2 separate regions of the Homo sapiens genome follow, and region 1 is linked to region 2. Evidence: chromatin loops called from intact Hi-C (ENCODE). Cell type or tissue: gastrocnemius medialis. All regions are shown on one strand. Each heading gives the region's core, and the rest is flanking DNA. Links, peaks and the distances in the headings are about the cores only.

Evidence for each region. Peaks named below come from ENCODE experiments on the same cell type or tissue, not always from the same donor. Only the 100,000 strongest peaks of a DNase experiment are listed, where the experiment ranks them.
Region 1: a loop joins it to region 2, with 2.6 times the contacts of the local background. A loop is called at or near these places in 9 of 110 quality-filtered maps.

The regions. Positions count from the first base shown.
Region 1 is chr7:27,569,544-27,581,792 of GRCh38, reverse strand. All of the region lies in intron 4 of HIBADH (3-hydroxyisobutyrate dehydrogenase), which reads left to right. Among named protein-coding and RNA genes, the nearest start is that of TSL, 40 kb to the left of the region's middle. In gastrocnemius medialis, for the core only: a CTCF peak has its summit at 5,270 (motif pointing right); no DNase peak of the experiment used is centred there.
Region 2 is chr7:28,016,053-28,028,301 of GRCh38, reverse strand. All of the region lies in intron 1 of JAZF1 (JAZF zinc finger 1), which reads left to right. Among named protein-coding and RNA genes, the nearest start is that of JAZF1-AS1, 160 kb to the left of the region's middle. In gastrocnemius medialis, for the core only: a CTCF peak has its summit at 7,770 (motif pointing right); DNase peaks (open chromatin) are centred at 7,207 and 7,821; H3K27ac peaks cover 1,522 bases.

The DNA.
Region 1 (12,249 bases), core at 1,863-9,862, 450 kb after region 2:
TGATATTCTGTATGGTGGTCTTTAAGTGCTGAAGGATCCACAGAGTCTTCTGAACTTTGAAAGAAACTAAGTTTGGCCACTCCTGAGCAAAAGTAATCTAGAAAAAGCGATAAGTATATAAGGTGATGGATATGTTAATTAGCTTGATTTAATCATTGCACAATGTATACATTTATCGAAATATGTTGTATATCATAAATCTATAAAATTTTTATCAATTAAACCTTAATAAATTTGGAGGAGAAAAGGAAATCTACCTTCCATCCTTCCGTAAAAGGAATTGAATAATTCTAAAGGAAGGGAATTTCAAATTTTAGGAAGATAAGCAATTATAGTTGATGGCAGTACCTGTTGTAGATAAAACTGAAGCAGAATAATTAAACACCTGCTTCTTTATCTCTACCCTCTTCATGTCCTAGCTTCCTTCCCTACTGGTTTATATTCCACCGTACATGATTACACATCCTCAGCTTCCTCGTTCTTCCTTCCTCTATTGAATTTGACCCCACCCCTGGTCAAATCCAACTGTTCATTTGCTCTGCATTGGCCCTTGAGTAGCTGAACATGGTTGGAGTAAATGGATGACCATGTTGGTCTGGCTTGAATTTTAAATTAATGATCACTAATCCCAAGTTGGCCCTTAGGGCTGCTTGACAGTTCCCCTTCATTTCCTTAGTCCATTCATTCTTTTCCATCACCTAAACAATTATTTCACACCTTCTCTTGTCTCTATGCCTCTGGTATCCTCACGCAGTGTCAGCTGATGACCTTTCCTTTTTACTTTCACTGAGAATAGACACAGTCGTGAAAGAACTTCCACATGATCGCCTACCCCTTAACCTGCATGCATTTGTATGCATGTACTCTGCCTATCCTCCTGTTAGAATTGGCCAAGCAGCAGTGGTCTCTGAAGTCAGCCTTTCTACTTCTGCTTTGATCTCCACCTCTCTTACCTTCTTCCCCATTAAATCAATTTCTAGGAGTTGTTCCTTAATAGGTAGTTGAGATTGAGAACCACTCTGCTAGAATGTAAACTCCACAGACCAAAGATTTGTTCTCTTGCTCATTGCTGTATTCTCAATGCCTGTAACAATACATAATCCAATAGTAGGCACTCAGTCTTGTGTTTAATGGATAGATGAGTGAATGGATAAATGAACAAATGAATCTTTCTGGTAAAAAAGATATAAATTGCAGTACAAGCTCTGAAGAGCTTAATAAATAATCTTTCCTTGTGTTTTATGATCAAATTGGAGCTAAACTGTTCATCTTACAATGTTCATTTAAAGAGTTTTCTGCTGATTTACTGTAACTATCCTCACCTGAAAACTTTTCCTAGCATTTTTATGCACACAGTCCTAGTTATCTGGATTTTTGTTGTTGTTGTTGTTATTGGGAACTGAGATTTTTCTGATTTCTAAGTGGTTAAGCTTTGCTTTTCAAATGAATTTCTCTGGTGGCAGTTTCACAAGTGAATAGATCTGTACAAATCCAGAACTGTTCATTTTACTCATTACTGCTACTTGGAAGACCTGAGTTCAACTGCCTGCTCCATCACTTTTTCTCACTGAAGTGAATCTGGGCATGATTCTTGTATTGAGAAATGCCTAGTATAGTCTCAATATAATTGATTGCATTTCTTTCATTAAAATCAGGGGAAACATGTTTGTTTCCTTGACACCTGTGTTTCATGAAAAATCGTAGAAAACAGCCACATGTATTTTAATTTAGTTCTATATCTCTTTTCCCTTAATCCTAATTTGTAGAAGTGTGGCTGTTCAAACAGACTCTCATGTATTTTGAAATACATGCAGTGCGGTTTTTGTATGGGAGCAAGTACTATGGATTTTCTTGGGCTATAACTTAGTAGCATGGCAGTAGGTTATAGAACCAGTCCATGAATCCTGCAGTTCTTACTAATGTGAGTCAAATGGTATTATGGTAAAGATACCTCGCTGCTTTTTTGGTGGCTGTGTTTTTATTTGTAGGACAACCCTAAAATAGAACTCAGCTAGGTCATTTCTAAACGTAATGTTGTGGTGGATACCCCAGAACAAACACCATTAATGTGGTTAGTCATTTACTTGGAAAGCTATTGCCAGGGCAAACTCAGAGCCACTAGAGACAGAAAGCACATAAGTAAACCTGCTTGTTAAAGTGGAGATACAGAGTAACTCAGCAATGTAATAATACGAAGTAATGGTTAAGTATTCAGTTTATAGAAATTTGACTCAGATGTTTCAATAAAATATCTGTTTTTGTAAATCAAAAGATAACTACCTTCATTGGTATTTGGGACCAAAGTTTTTCCTCCTTCACTTTCTGCCCTTTTGGAAGACACAGTAAAAATAGAATTCATGAAACATTTCTAAATAATGGGTGTATAGAGATTCTCTTTATGTGTGGTATCAGTGCTCTGCTATGTAATTATTTGTTATATTTTAAATTTCAATTTATGTGTTCTCTCTTGCCCCCTTCAGCCCCGTGCCACATAATTTTTGTTTTTGGTGGAACCATTCAGCCTTAAATACTTTTAGTATATATCGTCTGAGAATAGGGACATAACTCCAAAACTACTATCACACCCAAGAAATTTGACTTTGATTCAGTGCCATCTAATATATAACCCATATTCAAATTTTCTCAGTTGTCCCCCAAATAACTGGATTTTCTAATTTTCTTTGATCCAGCATCTAATAAAAGTTCATATGTTACATTTAGTTGTTTTGTTTCTTCATCTTTCTTTAATCTAAAACAGTTCCCATGCCCTCCCTTTAAAAATAAAAATAATCTATCTTGACATTTCTGGAGTCTAGACCAGTTATTTTATGAAATGTTCCTCATTCTTGATTTGTCTGATTATTTTCTTACTGTTAATTTTAGGTTAAATCTTTCTGGTTACCATATAGAGTCTGATTATTTTTTAAGAAGTGTAGTATTCAGTTATAGAGAATCTTGACTTGTTCTGCCTGCTTGCACCTGCTTTTCTTAGAGTCCTAACCTCTCAACTCAGGTGCAAGGAAGCAGAGTTTGACTACTTTTGTGGGTACTGAAGACCTAGCTTATTGTAACAACAAAAAAAAATGTGGTTTTATTTTTAGTAAAAATCAGTGTCCAATATGCGCTCTAAATATAATCTGGTTATTTTTGAAATTTATGTTAAGAAGTAAGAATTTGGCTGGGCGCGGTGGCTCACATCTGTAATCCTGGCACTTCAGGAGGCCGAGACAGGCGGATTGCCTGAGTTCCGGAGTTTGAGACTAGCCTAGGCAACATGGTGAAACCCTGTCTCTACTAAAATACAAAAAAAATCAGCCAGGTGTGGTGGTGGGCGCCTGTAATCTCAGCTATCAGGAGTCTGAGGCATGAGAATTGCTTGAACCTGGGAGGCGGAGGTTGCAGTGAGCTGAGATCGTGCCACTGCACTCCAGCTTGCGCAACAAAGCGAAACTGTCTCAAAAAAAAAAAAAATCTAAACATTGAACTTTAGAACCAAAATGAAATCTTACTGTAACCCTAATGTACAATACTAAGAAAACAAATATTTTCATTGACATATTGAACTTATAAAATAATGTATCTTCAAAAAAAAGATTCTCTTAGTTTTAACAAATATTCATGCTTAAGTAATGTCTTCAGCTCCACATTTTCAGAACCCTATTAACTCTCACTTAGCAAAATTAGCATACTGAACTCTCTAAACTATTTAATGATTTGATTTATATATGTTCATTCTAATGAACAATGGATGCTAATAACAGTATTCTGTGAGGAGTAAGGTTTTTTTTGAGGTCAGCAGTGTTTAGATTAATCAGGTTGACATTTCTTGCTGGTGGGTCATGAACTGTTGATAATAGCATTAAATGGTGATTCAGTTGTTGCAGAAGGTACAACTCATTATCCAGCTACTATATTAAATCATTACAGAAACAATTGGCACTCCACACCCATGTGTTCTGCAGCAATGGTACATCAGGGAAGTATATTTGTTTCTTTTATTTACATCTCAAATTTTTTTGGAGGCTTACCTACATTCTTAAAGGATGCTACAGCATTGCCACTACTTTAGGGAACGAGGATGATTATCTTGACTGATTTGGGGGGATGAAGGGATATATAATCCTTTTAATAACACACCCAAAGTCTTCTCTTTATATTGCGAGCCTTTCTGAAACCTTGTTTTCATAATGAGTGTACCTGGGTTGCAAGTAATAAAAACAAATATATTTATGGATTTTTAAATTGGGTTTAAATTTAACATAAATTATTATTACAAGGATATGGGTCTTTTAAAAAGATTTGTATTCATTTTAAGAGAGAAATGATGCTTGGCCAGGCACAGTGGCTCATGCCGGTAATCCCAGCACTTTGGGAGGCCGAGGTCGGCAGATCACCTGAGGTCAGGAGTTCAAGACCAGCATGGCCAACATGGAGAAACCCCATCTCCACTAAAAATAAAAAATAAGTCAGGTGTGGTGGCGCATGCCTGTAATCCCAGCTACCTGGGAGGATGAGGTAGGAGAATTGCTTGAACCCGGGAGGCGGAGGTTGTGGTGAGCCGAAATCATGCCACTGCCCTTCAGCCTGGGCAACAAGAGCGAAACTCCATCTCAAAAAAAAAAAAAAGAGAGAAATGATGCTTGGAAAGTTCACAAATGTGCTGTAGAAGTAATTTCTTCCGAAAGGTCATTGTTATAGAAATCTCTTTAAGAAAAATTTAAGAGATGAGCTGGATTTGTTTTTTACAGTTGTTAATCTATTGCCTTTTAAGATAAACCTTAGTAATTTGGTATGCATTGAATCAGAAATTGTTGGTGTCTTTGAATTTTAAAATCAAGTATGTTTTCAGTGTGTCCCGTGTGTATAGGCAGTGAATAGATAGTAGCATGACAATTGTATTAATGTTGATTTCATTTCTTATTGGATAGTAAAGAATTAGTGAAGTCAGTTTCTAATTATTAATAAAATACCCCAAACACCCAGCCCCACGGTTTCACAAATAGGTGCTCGATCATAATTTGTTAATGAATGTGTGACACTTGGGTAGAAGCAGGAGAGCTTTTTGGCATTTTGTATTTGCCAGAATATACTTTAAGGAGCTAAGTATAGGAAAAAGGAATATTTCCCTTTATAATGAAAAGGAATATTAACATCTTCAAAGTAATTGCCTTATTTAGGGTAAATAGGTTCTTCAAATCTATGCTGACTCTTTAAGAGAAACAATATAGCATTGGAAAATTATGGGCCACTAGAGGTCACTGTTTAGTAATCAACTTTTAATGAACCAGAACAGTCAGGAGAGCCAATAAATTACAGTGTGGATTTTTCTAATTATGAATTCATATTTAATCATTCAATGACAAGTTAACTTTGGAAATGGTTTTGTGTACTTTGCATATGTGGTTATGCTAATGCACTATTATATTTCTCTGATGTTGGCCCTCCATCATTAGAATAGAACATTGCCAAAGGCTTTGTTATATAATCTTAATTACTAATTATGAGACATAATTAACCTTGTTACCGCCTCCACATCCACACAGTTTTTGGAAATAAAGTTTTACTCTAAATAACAATTACTTTTAAGTGAACATAGGTGTAATGGTTATGATCAGTTCCTCCTCCTCCCTCATGTCTTGTCTTCCTGCTTCATTCTTGGTTTCCGTTGCTCCCATCCCTTTCTCTGCTGTCTTATTTCTTTCCTTCCCTCCTTTGGATTCCTTTTCCACTTTATTTTGTCAGTGATTGAATGTTTCTTCTCAAGCTTTCCAGCCTTGATTCAATGAGTAGAAGAATGTGACTTTTACTGCATATGTTAAAGTAATCCTAGGGTGGGCAACTTGAGCTGAGCCAACCAGCAGTGCAAAGGAAGATTGTATGCATATAAGCAAGCATGCTGCTGCTGCTGTTGCTGCGAGCAGATGGCTGTCTTCAGGCTGTCCAGCCCAGAATCCATTCAGGAAAAAGCAGATTTCCGTACTTACATGATAAAAACTGTTTTCCTCCTTACAGGCTAGGCTAGTTGCTCAAGAGGAGGCCTCATGATCTTAGGGAAAAAACAACATGTGCACATGTGTTTCCTTTTTTTGAAAACAGCCCTGTGCATTATTTCTTAGAAAGCAGGCACATCACACCATTGCTCGGACTTCCTCTACTTCTTGCTGCTTTTACCATCCCTGCTGCTATGCCACTGCTATACAGTTATATCCACCTCACTGTTCTGAGATTTCAGTCTGCCCAAGATATACTTCTGATAAATTGTTCAGAAACTTTCTCTGGTTCCTGATGCTCACCCAGTCCAGCCCAGTCTTCCTTCTCAGCCTGCCATTCAAGGCTCTCCACACTCTGGATCCAACTTACTTTTCCATTCTTATTTTCTGCTACTTCTTTCCACATGCCTTAAATTCTAACCAAACTGGACTATTCACTAATTCTTAAATATTTACCTTATTTACTCAAGTCCCAATGTAGATGCCACCTCCTGTGATCTCTCCTTAGGTAAAAGTCACCCTCCCTGTGAAGCACCATGACAGGTTAGGGTCTCACCTACATTGTAATTACTGTATACCTATGTTCTCAGCTACACTGTAAGTCCAGAGATTCTTGACAAATAAATCAAGAGTGCTAAAATTTCCAATTAAAAAACCTATTTGGCAGAGTATCTGGCTTTCTAATTTTATTCTGGGAAAAGTAAAATAATTTTATAATGCTAAGGTTTGTAATATTAGGGAAGGTCATGGGATATCCTAGAACTCTCATCTACAAAAGATAAGATAAGCCTTTGTCCAATAAGTTGAGCTCTGTCTGAACACATAAGAATAGTAGTCAGCTTGCCCTTCTCGATTACCTGCTTTATAATATCACTGGGAATACAAACAGTTCTCTATTAAATCTCCTAAATGAGAGGAAAATGTATTTTATAATTTAAAATGGTATGTTCATTTTGTATGTACATAGCTCTATTTTGAAGAAATTGAGTTTTGTTAAAACAGTCTTTTGCTTATAACAGCTCCAGATTGCTTGTGTTTTGGTAAAAATAAGAGATGTGGAAGATACATGGATTTTGAACTTGAACTATATTTTGGGGGCTCTTTTCAAGTATTAGTTCCAGTGGCTGAGTACAGTATGTAAATTTCATTATTATTAGAGGGGGAGGTGTGCATAACCACTTTTTTTCTCTATTAGAGCAGCAATAATAAAGTTTTGCATGTCTGAACCTATCTATGTACTTAGTTATGACAGAAGCTAACTTGCAAGCTTGTTTGTTTACAAATAAAAAAGGTAAAGAGTTACCTGTTTGGAGTTTGGAATGTACTTTCCTTGGAAAAAATATTTTCTAATATATTTAGGTCCCTATTATTTTCAACCTCACATATATTGAGAATATCCCTAAATTATAACACAATTAGCATCATATTTCTGTGGGAAATGATTTCAGAGATTCTTCGTGGGATACCAGCCCCTCCTATCCTATCCTTTGAGGAAAAAAAAAATCACCTGCTATCTCTTCCTCCCCTTTTCTAAGCTGTGGGATCTGAAATTTTCTCTGGGGATTCACCTGCTTTTCCAAAATTCCAACTATCTAATTTCTAAAGAGATTTTCTAACTCTGTATTTCCATCACAGACTTTTCTGATTTCTGGATCTGCATTTTTATTTATTGGACTCCTTCAATCAAGCTCATTTTTGGAGTCAAACTTTTTCATTTCAGTAAAACCAGCTCTAGCTCTTGGTCCTCTATAGTATATTACAATTTCAGTTTTTCTAATCTTTTAGGTTCAAATTCTGAAAGTAGCACTGTCCAATAGAAATGTAATATAAGCCACATGTGTAATTTAAAATTTTTTAGTAGTCACATTAGAAAAGTAATAAGAAACACAGGTGAGGATAATTTCAGGAATACATTTTATTTAACCCAGTATATCAAAAACATAATTTCAACATGTAATCAATATAAAATTTATTCAGATACTTCACATTTTTTCATACTAAGTCTTTGAAATATGTGTGTTTTACACTTAAAGCACATCTGAATGTGAACTAGCTATATTTTAAGTTCTCAGCAGCCACATGTTGCTAGTAGCTACTCTGTGGGACAGGACACAGCCTTAGAGAGTCTGCCGCTACATTTTTCTCTTAGCCAGTGACATATTCTGGTTCTGCACTACCTGTCAAAGTTTGTTAAATACATGCAAGGAAATTTACAGAATTTTTCTCGTTCCTTTTTTCCTATACTTCTTCCACTCCTGTTTTTAGAATAATGCATATATCAGCCACTTTGTTAGAATAAGTCATGGTCTTTGCTCTCAAGAAGCTCATACTCTAGTCTAGTCTAGACGATGTCTAATCAGTGAGATGGGCATGGAAAAAGATACTGTGTTACAGTATGGATCGGTAATTGCCATAACAGAGATATAAAGAAGTTCCATGATAAGACGATGATGTAGTTAGGGTCATCCACATTTACCAGATCTGATTGCTAGGCAGTTGCTTTCCTGAAGAAGTAATCCATGTTTACCATGTATTATGGGGCTGGATGAGGACATTCCAAGAAGAGATAGTATTCAAAGTTGAGAATTAGAAAAGGGCATGGCATGTTTGAAGATTAAATGAGAGTCAGTGTATCTGGAGTTTTGTTTGTTCTAAATTCAGCTACTTACAATTTTCTGCACAAATTCCCTACTTTTTTCGCCTTTATGCGTTTGCTTTTGCAGATCACTTTACACAGAATTTCTTTCTCTGTCCCTAGTCGTTTCTTACCAGTATATATAATCTTAATCATCTTTCATGGCCCATATTGATCTGATCTTTTTAGTGAAGCTTCTTTTACTCTTCTGTTGTAGTTTTATGCCCCAAATGAATGTGATATTTCTCTTCTTGGAATTTTGAACATTTTAACTTTTGTATGACAATATTTTGTGTATTAAAGTTAATTTTATAATGCAGTAATAGTCTGGCTCACCAAATCAAATTCTTAATTTGAGCAAGAATTGCATATTAATTATTTTTGTATACCCTGAAGAGCTGAGAGTGGGTTCCTTGTATACAGAAGATATTCAGTAAATACTTGATTCGTGGATAATAAATATTTTTATGAGATATTTAAAACAAAAGCACAAAATTGAAGTGATCTAGAGATTTCAAGTACCTAATGTTTCTTGTAGATTACTTTCATGGAAAGTCTTCATTAACATGATTGACTGCTGTATGTAGTTGGATGAAATTTCTTGATTTCATTTGTAAAAATAGATGTCATAAAAGCAACATTCTGCTGTAATAATGAAGGTGCTAATGGTAAAGATGAAACCTGTTTTATTATGAGAAAACAGTTAAAAGTATCTTGGCATAAAAATACAATGGAAATCACTCTTTACTTTGACATTTAAGGACCTGTTTTGTTTCTTTACATAGCCATCTACTGCTTCTGGCAATATGGTAGACTAGGTATATTAAAATACCCTGCTGCTATAAAATACCGGTGGCTGGATAAATTACAATAAATGTACTTTTAAATGCACTTTACATTTCTCATTAGAGAATGGAGATCTTCAGTGACCAAATAATCGAGTAGTAATCTGAAATAAGAATAATAAATAAAGCCAGAAGCTCTGGCTGACCTGGAAGCAAATGCTGATTCCAGAAAACAGGGGCTCTGGACGTTAACATTTGTGAGTAAAACAATCATGGGGTAATGGAAACCTAGGCCCTATGCTCACACAAAGTGAGAAAGCCAACCCTTAGGCCCCAACAAAGCCAAATGCCCAAAGAGGCCATAACTTCTGGGAGAAAGGGTGTTCTATGGATCGTAAGCCTGCTAGTTAAAGAATCTAACTAGGAAATCTGTCTGTCTATGCTGGTTACAGGTTGAGAAATAAAGTATATTAGTTTCTCCTGAATCTTTACAATAGTAGCTCTGAATTTATGGGCATAGAGTTCAAATTTAAATTACTCATCCAATTGGGAAGATACTCAACCAATAATTAAATTTAAGACCTTAATTTGGTAGGGCTAGAACTTGTCATCCATAGAAGAATAAAAATTCTTTCTGGAGAAAATCATCCTTAATCCAGGAATCTTAGAACTCATAAATATCAAGTACAATAAATGTAAGCTCACAGTTAAAAAAAAATTACCAGACACAAAGGGAGACAGGTCACCAGACAAGCCAACAGAAACAAAAATATTCAATCTCTACGAACTGTAGATACTGATGTTTCCAAAACAGAGTATGAAATGACTATACATAAAACATTTAAAGAAATAAAAGATAGCCTGGAGCAGTGGCTCATGCCTGTAGTCCCAGCACTTTGGGTGGCTGAGGCAAGTGGATCACCTGAGGTCAGGAGTTTGAGACCAGCCTGACCAACATGGAGAAATCCTGTCTCTACTAAAAATACAAGAAAATTAGCCGGGCATGGTGGCACATGCCTGTAATCCCAGCTACTCGGGAGTCTGAGGCAGGAGAATCACTTGAACCTGGGAGGCAGAGGTTGCAGTAGACCAAGATCACACCATTGCACTCCAGCTTGGGCAACGAGAGCAAAACTCCGTCTCAAAAAAAAATAAAAATAAAAGATAGATTGAAAATGAATAAGGATCCAGAAAATGTCAGAAATGACCGAATTTAGAAAAATCATTGAAATTTAAAAATTAATAGATAAATGGTATATGGGAGCAGAAGAGAGAGAATTAGTAAATGAGATATCTAAAGAAATAACCCAAAGGTACTACAGAAAGAGTTGGAAATGGAAAATATGAAAGAAAAGTTGAGACATGAATAGAAAGCTAGAAAGAAAAAGTTATGCATGCATCTAATTGGAGTTCTAGATAGAATGGGAAGAGAGTGGTCAACATGATGATATCTGAGAATTTTTCAGAATTGACATAAACCCACAGAAACAGGAAGGACAATGTATATCAAATAGGAGTTTAAATTTTTTTAAAAAAGAAATCTTACTAAATACATGATAGTAAAACTACGCAGTACCAAATACAAACGTGTAAAGCAGCTGGGAAAAAAAGACACATTACCTATAAAAGAACAATACAGACTGATACCATACTTTCTTTTTACTCCCCCCACCGCCCCCAGCATTATTGAGGTATAATTTATATACAGTAAAATTTACCTGTTTGAAGTGTAGAGATTGATGAATTTGGACAACTATATATAGTCGTGTAACCGTCATCACGTTTAAGGCAGAGGGGAGTTTCTATCACTCCAGAAACTCCCCGCATGCTTTTTTGTAGTCAGTTCCTTCCTCAGCCCTAGGTAAACACTGATTTGCTTTCTGATACCATAGTTTTGCCTCTTCTAGAATATCGTGTAAAAATATCATGTAAATATCATGTACATATGCATGTAGAATTCATACAATAGGTAGCCTTTTGTGTTAATAGCAGACCTCCTAAGAACAACTGAAGCCAGAAAACAGTAGAACAATATCATCAAAATACAAGTAACTGTCACCTTAGAATTTGCATCCAACAGAACCAAGAATGATAGTAGGTTCCAGTTGTGGTTAAGATGAAGTAAATATACTGTCCTTTCTCTCCTACTGAATGTGTCTAAAAACCTTGGGCAGAGTGCCTGGAGAAGCTGTCTGAGGACTCTGAAAGGTAAATGATAGCAAATAGACTGGAGAAGGAAAATAGAACTTTTAAGTACAAAAGCTCTGGCAATGAGTTTCCTGGATCCTTTCCCCACTTTTTGTATCTCCCAGTCTGAATTCAAAGACAGCATGAATCCTAGGACTGTGCACAGGTGCAAACAACAAGAATTCCAAGGGAAATTTCTGATCCAAGGAGCAGGAAGAGAGGCTCTATGAGACAGAGAAAGTGGAAGAAATGCTCTGTCTTGTTTTTCTTCCCTCCCAGCTCTGCCATATGATCCTCTCTTCTGAACCTGCAGTTTTGTGGTGGCAGCAGCAGCCAACCAGACACTTAAAAATCCAAGGGAAGTGAATCCTCTCTGATCAGAGGAACTATGGTCCAAACAGTGTAGAATGATTCCTATTGCTTTTTTCTTTTTTTAATTCTCTTGCTGTTTGGCCCCAGAGACAGATCTAGTTGCAGGAAGTACAAGACTTTCTAGTCAGAGGACCGGGTGGCAGTGGGGGATGGAGGTGGGGTAGTAGAGTGTCAGAGAGTGGGGCCCTTCACAGATAAGAGGGAGCTCATAAAGGGACCGCATGATGTTATGTATGAACTTCTGGGCCCACCCTTGAGCCATACAACATAGATCTGACCC
Region 2 (12,249 bases), core at 2,805-10,804:
CCCCTTAAACTCTGGTTTTAATGAACAGTTATTCAAGCCTACCTGAACTCTTGGAAATGGCAACAAGCAATGAAATACCCAGAGGTCAAGAAAGGGAGGGTAATGACTGCTTGGGTGCTTCAGATTTGGCTGAAGACTATTGCTTTGCAGAAGATAGGTTGCTTGTTTCATATTGAACTTGGGCTTGTTTTGATTCAGTCATTTCCAGAGCCTTGCAGAGCAGTTCCTGAGACCAAACTTTCAAATAAACCAATTAGAAAATATAGAGAATAAACAAACTTCCATTATAATGTCTTCATGATCATCTGGGTTTTAGAATGTAATAGGCTCTATTCAGAAATGGGTCCCTTCATAACTCTGATTAATTCAAAAGTTCTGTTTTGCTGTTCAGTGAAGCTGATAGCCCTGTTTCCCCACTGCATACCCAGTGCATCAGGGAAAGAAACAGGCATCGGGGCTGAATCCCAGCCTTCCACAGCTACTTTTTGATGGTACATAGCTGCACATTTAATTCTTTAGCTATAAAATGGAAAATGTAGTGTCTGTTTTGCAGGGTAATTGTGAGGATTAACTGAGATAATATAAGTACCCAGCCTGGCCTGGACTAGGTGATGAAGGTAGCTTTGTTGCCATCCCCCTTAGTTATTTAATGTTTATGTTGCAGCCAGCAGATTGGAGTTCTGAGATGAGAGTGCTCTCCCCACTCTCCCAACCCACGTTCCCATTTCTCTGCTCTTCAGAAGCCTTGGCATGGAGTCTAAGGAAGTATTTCCCAGATTTTTGCATTTCATGGGGCAGTAAAATTTTATCAAAAAACTTTATCAATATGCCAATGGTAACTCTTTATTTTGCCAATGAAAGACATTTTAAAATGTCACCTACTGTCCCACATTATTTCACAAATAAGGGGTATTTTAATAACCAAACAAGAACATAACCCACAAATAAAGGACTGTCCTTATCAGTGTTTCATCCCTTGTGAGAGATCAGAAACAGGCCAGGGCCAGCAGTAGGAACCACTTTTTCCTACTCTCCAGGCACAAATAAGGATTTTCTTCTTCACCGTGGAAGCAACAACCCTTATCCCCAAGTGAGCCACTTGTGGGGCAGCCCCTGAGACTGGCATGGGGCTGGGGTCAGTACGTCTGTTCATTCAGGCTGTTTTCTCCAGGGATGGGAGAAGGGGCCTCACCCCTCCTGACAAGCCAGCTCAGCTGTTACCATTTAGGGGCCTGAGTCTGTGGTGAGCGCAGAGCTTGGAGACTTTCACCAGCCCTAAATGCCCATAAATTAAAGAGTCTGTTTTTAAACACGGGTAATGGAAAAAGACACACTGGCGAATAGGAGGGAAGGTGTGAAGCCCACTTGGGGCAGCAAATCAAATAAGTTTCTGACCTGATGCAGTGGAAAACTGAGGTAAGCGGTGCAGTAAGTTCTGTGGCATAAGCCATTCTGCGGACATCTCCTGACCACTCACCAGTAAGGAGGTGCTGGCTCCCTTCTCCAGTGCCGGTGGCTTCAGGAATACTTAACTAGGTCCTGTTCAGTTGAGAGAACGTTTAGTAAATGACTACTGGGTATAGAGTTCTGTGTTAGGGGCAAGAAATTGGGTCTATTTTTATAACATGAAAATATAGCCTTTGCATGGTACCTTAGTTACACAAATGATACCTGCACCATTGGTTAGATTCCCCTACACCAAGGAATTCTTATGAGTAGCACATTCTAGGGGGAATGCATTTTCAACATTCATTTTGTACATACGTTAGAAGCATTGCAGTCACCCGGAGGAACCTGAGCCTTGAGGGGGAAAGCAGCTGGAACAGGTTCAAAATCAGGGCTATTACTGGGCCACAAGTGCCAGGGACTGTCAGTTTGGTGCACAAAAGGCTCAGAGCTCTTGTGTCTGCACTGCATTCTCTTATTCTTTTAGTCCTCTTTTGAGAAGGATATTGTAGTAAGAAAAACAGACTTCCTCCACTGCAGCCTACCCTGCTCCAAGGTTTAGGGTGGATGATTTGGGCTAACTTTGGGCTTTAGAGAAGAATACTTTTGTAGCTTTTATTCCTGTGGAGCATTTTTCCTTAGATTCATCTTTAGAAGTCACTTGTTGCTATTAGCAACAGGATGAGGGTGTGAGCCTGGGCAACCAGACCCAGTGGGGCCTCTAGACTTCCTGTAACCTAGGCCTTAAGCTAGAAGGTAAAGGGGCTCCTTATGACCAGGGTGACCATAAGTGTTGGTTTGCCATGGCCAGACCTGGATTACACATTTGTCCTGTTGTCATTATTAATAACACTCCCTTTCACTGTGTCCCAATAGTTTGGACAATGAATTATATGATCCTCTACTTATAATTAATTGACATATAACCTACCCTGATTTATCAGCACCTTGGCAAAGTTTGGTGCCAAGGCTCTGAATAATAACAGTGTGCATTTGGCTAGAGTAACCCCAGCTCCGCCCTAGCTCTCATGAACCTGTAAGCTGGTCTAGAATTTAGGGTTTCAGAAACCTGGCCAAAAATTTTTCCATCTCACATCAGTCCAACATCTGCTGCTGCAAGGGCCATATTGACAAGACTAAATACACCACTGAACCATAAATGAAGGTTTAAGAGTTGAGGATATAATTTCAAAGTCGGATTTTAAACCCCTGATTGGTTTCTTGACCAATCTTCTGTAGCAAACACGTTAACTGCCAACTTGAGAAAGATAGTATGTTTTTAAATGACGTATTTTACTTCTGAAAAATTAAATAACATAGTAGAATGAGGCTGGCCTTGGAGTCAGAACTGGGTTTGAAGACTGCTTATGCTCTTATTTAGCCATGTGGACCAAAGCAAGTCTATTTACCTTTTCCCGTGTTTTCATGTTTTGTGAGGACAAGCACATCTTTTTCTCATGGTGGTGGTTGTAAGGATTTAGATACGATGTTGCTGTATGGAGAACGTATTACCTACACTGAAAATTTTAGTTTAATTTCTCTTTCTTACTCATAGCTTTGAAGAAAGTAGAATAAAGGGTTGACTGGGTTGTTGTTAAGTATGAGGACAAATGTTCTTTAACACTATCATTGGTAAGTGGCATTTCTCCAGCAGGGAGGTGACAAAGTAGCTAAACCCCAAGAGGGGAAGAGTGTGACTAAGCCAGTAACAGCCCTGGACACTCAACGGACATTGTTGCTGGGTCACCAGGTTAGGATTGGGGATTATAGAAAGGTGTTAGGGAACAGAACCATTGTCCTGAGTTTGTCAGACCCAGAGAAGAGCTTGGGCTGTAGCTGTGGTCACTGTTTCCCTGTGGTCAGGGCTTTCTCTTCCTGCAAGAAGCTTGGCTGTCTTTCAAAGAAGGAACCTCAGTCTATGATTCTGCTGGTCATGGTGCTTTAGAAAGTAGTTGGTCTATGGAATCCTTGTCAAGCAATACAGAGAGCACCCAGTGTCCCAATATGCTTGTTGCCCCTGGTAGATTATAAACTCCTTGAAGGAAAAGGTTCTGTCTGCGTTTCATGATCTCTCAAGTTGCAGGCTCAGGGCATGGCATGTCAGATGACAGAAAGTGAGCCCTTTAATCTCTCTGGGAAGCTTAATAAAGATTTTATCATCACTTCCTATCTTCCAAAGCATTCTCTACACTGCATCATTGGTATTTTGCCAGAGATGCAAAATTCATCATGTCCCTCTTCCATTCAGGGTCCTTTGGCTACTTATTGTTTATCACCAACTAGTGTTCTCATACCTGTTTCCTCATCTTCAAAATGATGATAATTATGGGAGGATTGTTTTGAGGTCTAAATGAGTATGTGTGTATACACACATGCCCACACCTGGTTATGTATGTGCATACCTCTAGCTCACCAAAATCCTCCTTTCTCCACCCTTGGACCCAGCCATTCTGAATATCTTTTTTCCACTCTTTCACCATGTTTTTTTCTCTCCCTTAGAACTTTTAATATGCTGTTCTCTCTTCTTAAACATCTCTCTCTCTCTCTTTGTTTTTCTTTTTGTGACAGAGTCTTGTTCTATCACCCAAACTGGAATGTGGTGGCGTGATTACATCTCACTGCAGCCTCAACCTCGTGGGCTTAAGCAGTCCTTCCGCCGCAACCTCCTGAGTAGCTGGGACTACAGGTGGTGCCACCATATTCATTTTTAAATTTTTTATTTTATTTTTTTTTTTTAGAGATGGGTCTTGCTATGCTGCCCAGGTTGGTCTTGAAGTCCTGACCTCAAGCAATCCTCCCACCTTGGCCTCCCAAAGTGCTAGCATGTCAGGCATGAGCCACTGTGCCTAGCCCTAGATATTTCTTTTACTGCCGCTCCTGACTTTCTGCTCTTCTTCCTTAAACTTAAATGTTATCTATTCTAAGAAGCTTTCCTAATTTTCCAAGTGTAGGTTAATATAGTGTTTTTTCTAGGTGCTCATTTCTTAATGAAGCATTTATATCTATAGCATCTATAAGTCCTTAAGGTAGCTTAATTTACCAAGCATTTATTACATTGGGCTGTCATTGTCTGTCTACCTGTCAGCCTCTCTCTTACTAAAACTGTCCACTCCATGAGGGCAGGAACCTGTCCGTATGGTTCACTTTGCCTTAGCGCCTAGCCCAGTGCTGGACTCATTAACACGCATTCTAAAATACTTAACAGTATTTCCTGAATGGATGAGTGGATGAATACAGGTTAAGCAGGAAGGTCTGTCCTAGGAATTAAGCTTGGTTGTTAAGTGGTTCCAAGTTTCAATATCATGTGTGGAGTAGATTCTTGCTAATTCTTGTATTATGTGTTATTTAGACACCAGGAATCTGGAATTTCAGAATTCACTTCTAATTCTTCAGATAACCTTTTTTATTTTCTCTTAAAACCTTAGTTTTCCTCATGAATGCAAACATAATTGGAAAATCGTTTCGAATTACTTACATCCTCATTTATGATATTTGAAAAACAGCTTTTGTGGGAGCTCAGCTTTGTCCATAAGAGCAAAGGCTTAGCAAGGGAAATTACTTCAGTGAATCTGTCCTTCGGTATATTGGAGAAAGGGAGGTAAATTAGTCATTATCACTTCAAAATTTTCTATAGAACTACAATGCTTCACGGCTGGACTCGTTTCTGTCTTCCTTCATGGAGTCCTTGCAAGGCCATTCTAGGCCATGGTAATCTCATCTAGGTGTGAACCTCACAGACGTTGTTTGTACTACCCCTGTCTTAAGTCATTCTTGTATACCATCATTATTGTATACCATTATTTGTTTTTCCTGTGTGTTTGTCTTGTATCCTCACGAAGCACCGACCTCTAGAGAATAAAGACTTCACCTCACATCTCTTTCAATACTGCCTGACATCCAGCACAGCTTTATGTAATTTGGTAATTTTTTACAAAGTGAAATATGGTGGCACGTGCCTGTAATCCCAGCTACTCGGGAGGCTGAGACACGAGAATCACTTGAACCTGGGCAGCGGAGGTTGCAGTGAGCCAAGATCATGCCGTTGCACTCCAGCCTGGACAACAGAGACTCCATCTCAAAACAAACAAACAACAACAAAAACAACAACAACAGTGAAATATTAAAGAAAATCTTCAGGTATAATAAGTGAAAAGATAAGACTGACTCCATTTTAAAAATATATATGCAAAGAAGACTAAGAGAATAGTAAAGGATATAGTAAAATGCACAGCCTGAACTATGTTTGGATAGTTGATTATGGGTAACTTGTTTTTTATAATTTTCTAGATTTTCCACTTTTTCTGTAGTCATCTGTTATTTTTGATCAACAAAAAAGTATAAATGTTATTATTTTTTAAAGGAAGAGATTTTCTTCCCCTAGTGTCAGAAGCCACAGCTGAACTTTGTTGGCAGATAGGAGCAGATGTTGTCCTAAACTGTCTCATTGCAGCAAAGTTTATCCATTTGTTAGAACGGTCAGGAAAAGGTGGTGCCAACTGCATTCTTTTGGTGGAAATTTGAAAAGATTTTTTCTGGAAAAGCAGTTAAGGGCAGTGCTGCCATGGTGTGTTTTTGAAAGCTATGCTTAAGAAGTGGGAAAGTTACATAATATGGAGAAATTCAGATGAAAACCCAATTTTCTTAACAAATCTCTTAGAAAATATTGTTGTGACGATATTGTTCAATGCTGTCTGATTTATCTGAGCATATCCTTAGGTCTTTGAGACTGGGTTTCATAGAAAACAGTCTTCAGTGCTTTCTGTGAAGTTGGCAGCTAGGACTCTAGCAGGTGCGGCTCTCATAGCAGTTATCTTTTATTGAGCCTTTTCCCAGTCATTTGTCCATTCACTTGCATTTTCTCATTTAATCTTCACAGCAACCAAAAGAGGCAAGTATTGTTTCTTTGTTTGAATTTTACTGAAGAGAAACCTGCCTTCTAACAGAGGTTAGTTAATTTGCTGAAAGTGACCCAGCACAGGCAGGGGCCAGGCCAAATGTTCAGTGAATGTCTGCTCTGCACCTGGGCCTTCTGCTGGACCCATGGTGACGAACTGTGGGCCCTTGTCTCCAGAAAGCCAAAATAACATCCCTGGGGAGAGAGGATATAAACAGGCAAAAAGAAACCAAGTGAAGAGTCAGGTGACACATTGGGAGAGCAGAGAGGAGCAAGAGCTGGTCAGGAGGCCCTGCCTGGTGTCTAGTGCCTCTGTCCTCCGACCCTGCCCCACCACCATGTCTTTGTTTGTCCTACGTCCACACTGTCTTCACCTGCCCCTGACTTCCACAGGCGGTGGCGGCCTTTCCTGCCCGTCACTGCACTCCTGCTGCTCCTCCAGCTGTTAGCAACTGGTGTGTGTCCTTAGTGTGTGCCGAGTTATCAGTTCTACACGTTATTTTACTCATTCCTCACAACTCCATCATTAAGTCAGAATTTTCATCCCTGCTTTTCAGAGGAAGAAAACAAGGTTTTGAGAGCTCACAGATCATGTTCAGATGGACAGTTAGGAAGTGATGGGCCTGGGCGTAAATCCTGTTTTGTCTGATTCCTAAGGCCTGTGACTCTAACCACCTGCTATAAATGCCTTCATGCACAACTTTATTTGCCCCACACTGCTCATCCTAAAAGAAAAAATGCTGCTCTCCCATGGGAGTCTTTCCTGATGTCTCCTGCAAGAACTCTCTCGGCCCGTGTCCGCCGCTTGCCAATCTTCCTTTACTTCACCGTGATGGGGTCCTGCCCATCCCTTGTTGGACCGTGGGCCCTCTGAGGTGCACTAGTATCCCCCAGGTGCTTTGAATGCAGCAGGCACTCAGGACCATCTGGGATTCTGCAAGATGGAGGGTTTCTGGAGCACCTCCATTACTGAGTAGCTCCGGGGTATGGTTGTGAAAAGAAATTTAATTTTGAAATTCCAAAGAACCAGGTTACTTTTCTATTTCCTGACTTCCTCCCTTAGACTTCATGAGGGAGTGGTTCGGTTGGTATTTGAAAGCTCTGAGCAGCTGCAGTTTTCATTTCACTTTTAAAACAACCAGTGAGTTTTGGTAATTCTCCTAAAGAAGCCTTGGGTGCTGGAGAAGAGATGCTCAGCCAAGGCTGCAGAGGCTTCAGCCACTAGCATGGATGCAGTTGGGAGGGACAAATGCCAGTGTCACATTCATCAGCAGTTCCTTCGCTCACTTCTACCTCTACTGAGAACAGGGAGCTTGGGGTTGAGAAAACGTTTGATGCTTTTGAAATGCTGAGAAATGAAGACATGGTTGTTGTACGAATATGCATGTCCATGCCTGCCGTAGGACAACGTAAGTGTCATGACACTTGTAACCACAAGATGTCAGTATGGGATCAGTCCTAGGGGTCATAGGCTTCAACTCCTGCTTCCAGGAGGAGAAGGCACCGTGGAGGCGCTGGCTCTCCTCGTTTGTTTCCTTCTGCAGCAGTGTTACCCCACAGGCTGCATTTCCGATTCATTTTCCCTGTGCCGTTTTCCATGGGCTCACACCTCATCAGAAGGCTTCTCTTCGCTTTTCTCTCTAAGCTTAAATACTTTCCTCACTCCTACTTATGTCCCAAGTCACCTTAGGAATTCCCCCATTTTGGTGTTATCGCAGCACTCTACTTTAAAAATTTGCAAAAGGATATAAGTTACAGCATAGTTTTATCTCTTATCTAAGGAGGGTTTCAGCATGAGGAAAAAATGGTATCTCTGGTAAGAACAGCACTATTAGGATGTTTTTTCTTTTTTGGTAAAAGCTTAACCTATAGGGAAAATAGCTGAGCAGAGCAAGCAAAAGAGGGAGAAGTGGTGTTCAGGGCAGAACATGTGTCTGTTGAGGCATTTCTGTGCAACATAGGTAGGCTTTTGTAGCCCTCAGAAAGAGGTAGGTATATTGCACCCATTATTCTGATGAAGAAAGATGAATTATAATACCTTTCCTACAACTAGTTAACTACTAGCTGGTAAACTAGTGGCATAGCCTGGAAACTAGTGGCATAGCCTGGATTTGGAGTCCGGTCTGTTTGTCGCAGAGCCTGTGACCCCCAAAAGCCTGGGAGTGTTACTCTTGTCTCTATCATAAAGCAAGGAGGAGTCTTAAGAATCCATTCAGGAGTTTCAGCAAATATCTCCCCAGAGACCTGGCTACATGGAAGATGCCATGTTGTGAATAATACAGAGACCTATTAAATATATTATTTGCCCTCAAGAAGCTAAATAAAGTCAAGGAGGGGGGTAGGAAAAGACATGTAAATTCAGCTCAGTATAAATCAATCAGAGGATGGTAACATTTCCATGAAGTGGTTGGAGGGGCAGCAAAGCAGAGGGGAAGGGCCACGGTCCAGGGTGAGTTCTGTCCCATCTATGAGCAATTTGTAGGATCTGCCTTCAATAAATCTACCAAATGAAAAGAGTGTTGCTAAGGTCGCGTTTACCCCAACATTCTGAGATTCTAAGGTGGAATATGAGAAGGGGCATAATCCAAGCCGGCAGAGGTTGCCACCCTACGTGCCTTTGTCCCCCAGACACGGTAAGATTATGCTTAATCCTCTCTTTAGGTGGTCTGGTCCAAGGAGGACAGGTGGAAGCAAGGCAGGAGGTACAGTGTGGCTTGTCAGCGCCGGTTCCAGTGTCCTGGCCCATGGCTTAGATGCAGAGGAGAATGGCTTTGCTTCTGGAAAGATTTGGTAGGGAAAATAGCAGAGGGCTTCTGGAGTATAACTTTAGAAGTACTGTGTCAGTGTGAAGAACTTGGCAAGGATAAACAGAGGAGCCACAAGGATGACTGAACATTTGAAAAATAAGACCTGAGAGGAGAGGTTAGAGAAACAGGGCTTATGTAACCTGGAGCTGCTCAGAGGTGACTTTGGCAGGCTTCTTCAAGAACAGGACTCTCAGGATCTCTGCACAGACAGCAATGACTGGCCCTTTTTGTCCATATCAAGTGAGGACAGACTCCAACTGAACCACGAAAATTTTAGATTTCATCTGTGGAAAAGTTTTCCCCTCGCAGCAGCTGTAAAATGTGGAATACATCATGGAGCGAAGTTTATAGAATTTTCTCTTCTTCCTGTCTTTCAAAAAAACCACCAGAACACAGTAGAACCTTTTTATAATTGCGATGCTGGAGGACAGGCTTAATTTCCCACCATAGAATATGTTGTATTCAGCCTCTGCTGTATTTGGGGGGATGTGACTGGTACAGAGCATATCAGGTTTCTCAGAACAGTGAATCATGTTAGTTGTAATAATGGGTTCTGGATAGGATGACTGTATAATTTTTCCCTTAATCTGCAACACTTTGGAGAGTGAAATGGGGTGCTGTTAATAATGATGCTAGGACAACGGGTATAAAGTGGCACTGTCCCTGGCAAAGTGTGACATGTAGTCACCGTGATTCTGGGGCCGTCTTTTCAGAGGGATCCTCTTAAAATAGAAATCTTGTGTTCTCTCCTGCTAAGACTGTCCTGTGTCTTTCCATTGCACTAGAATGAAACCCACACTCCCAACGGTGGCCCACAAGGGCCTGTGAAAGCTGGCTCCTGCCTTCCCCAGCCTCATCCCCACACTAACTGGATTCTGTGACCATGCACCCAGCACATTTCCGCCTCCAGGCCTGTGCCCTGGCCGACTCCTCCTCCAGGAGCTGTTTCTCAGTATCCTTGCCCACCCCCATCCTGCCCTTGGCCTCGCTGGCTCGTTCTACCCCTTCCTGTCTTGGCTGGAACATCATCTCCATGGAAAGGCTTTTCCTATCCTCCGTGTTGCTTTTCTCCTTTTCATCTCCCTGCCCGTTTCCTTCATAGAGGTAATTGCTTATCCACTTTGGGAGGCTGAGGTGGGCGGATCACCCGAGATCAGTTCGAGACCAGACTGACCAACATGGTGAAACCCTGTCTCTACTAAAATTACAAAAAATTAGCCAGACGTGGTGGCAGGCACCTGTAATCCCAGCTACCTGGAAGGCTGAGACACAAGAATCGCTTGAACCCCGGAGGTGGAGGTTGCAGTGAACCGAGATCGTGCCACTGCACTCCAGCCTGGGCAACAGAACGAGACTCTGTCTCAAACAAACAAACAAACAACAACAACAAAAACAAAGAAGTAATCACTTATCATTTGCTGGTCTTTTTCACCAAAATGTACACATCACGAGGGCAGGATTTCACTGGTGAGCCCACAAGTATCTGGCCAGTGCTGCACTCATGTGCCTAGGACATGGCTGCTGGAAAATAGATGTGGAATGGATGACTCACTGCCTGCAGTTCCACATGGATTAATTCATCTCCTGACTTCCCTTTGCACCCAGAAGGTCTGTGTTTCTAAAATATGAATCAGCTGTATAAGTTTTTTTGTTCAACAGAATTGGTTGAACGGCGACAGTATGTACAATCCTATGCTGGAAGAAGCCGAAAACAGCCCTTATTGTTTGAGAACATAGAGGATCTAGCTGAAGAGGAAACAAAACATTAACTAAGTTAAATAATGGCTTTTTTTTTTTTTTTTTTCTGAAACAGAGTCTCACTGTCGCCTAGGCTGGAGTACAGTGGTGTGATCTCAGCTCACTGTAACCTCTGCCTCCCAGGTTCAAGCAATTCTCCTGCCTTAGCCTCCTGAGTAGTTGGGATTACAGGCACCCACCACCATGCCTGGCTAATTTTTGTATGTTTAGTAGAGATGGGGTTTCACCGTATTGGTCAGGCTGGTCTCGAACTCCTGACCTTGGGTGATCCACCTGCCTCAGCCTCCCAAAGTGCTGGAATTATAGGTGTGAGCCATTGGGCCCGGCCAGATAATGGCATATTTAACCTAAGTGCCAGTGAAGAGAGTAGGATGGCTGTCACTTTCATCCCTTCCCCTGTTCTGTTTCTCTTCCTGGAAGTTACCATCTGACATAGTACACATAACAATGTATACTTAGTGATGTCCTTATTGACCCTTGTCCTTCCCAGAATGTAAATCCTCTTTTTTTGTCATTCACTGCCATATTTCTAGTGCCTAGAACAGTACCTGGCACATAGTAGGTCTTCGATAAATATTGGTTGAATGAAAGAATGAATGATACAAAAGAAAGCAGAGAACGATCCCCTGGGCTGCCTTTTGGACTTCAACAGGCTCTTTAGGGAGGGATTGTGTTTGACTCCACTGAGGAGTGGAGGGAGAGCAGTCAAAAATGACATAATGGCATGAGTAAGGGCAGGGGGAGCCAGCAGGTACATGAGGGTGATGTATTTGGTCTAGAAAACAAACCAGTAAGCTTTCAGTGTTGTTTCTTGAACTCACAAACAATGCCCCCTTGGCCCCTGTCCCTTCATCCTCACTCATTTGGTCTGGGTGAGACCCAAGGCAAAGGTGTCAGGGGAAGGCTGGCTGCCACACACATTCCTTGGTGTTGGCATTAAAACAGCAGAGTGAAAATAGCCAGCCTCAGAAACATGTGGGCAGCCGTGAATGTCCCACTATTCTAGGGATTAAAATTCAGTTTATGGGTTGTTCAGGCCTCTTAGCTCTCTTTCCTCTGAATCCCCATTCTGTCGGTTTCACCACCTGTTTTTAACTCCTTCAGAGGTTGGAAAAGAAAGAGGTAAGTAAGTGACTTGATGCATCATCAAGAGCTCCAGGCTGACCTCAGAGGCATTGCTCCATCAGAAGCCACTGGGGCGAGGGGCATGGGTTTTACCTCTGACCAAGGGCAGTCCAGTCTGCAGCAAAGAAAGGCAGAGGGAAATGGCCAACTGGCTTGGTCTGAAGGCACCGGCAGCTTTCAGCATGCAGTTCACTCCTGCGGGGCTCAGAGGCTCTATAG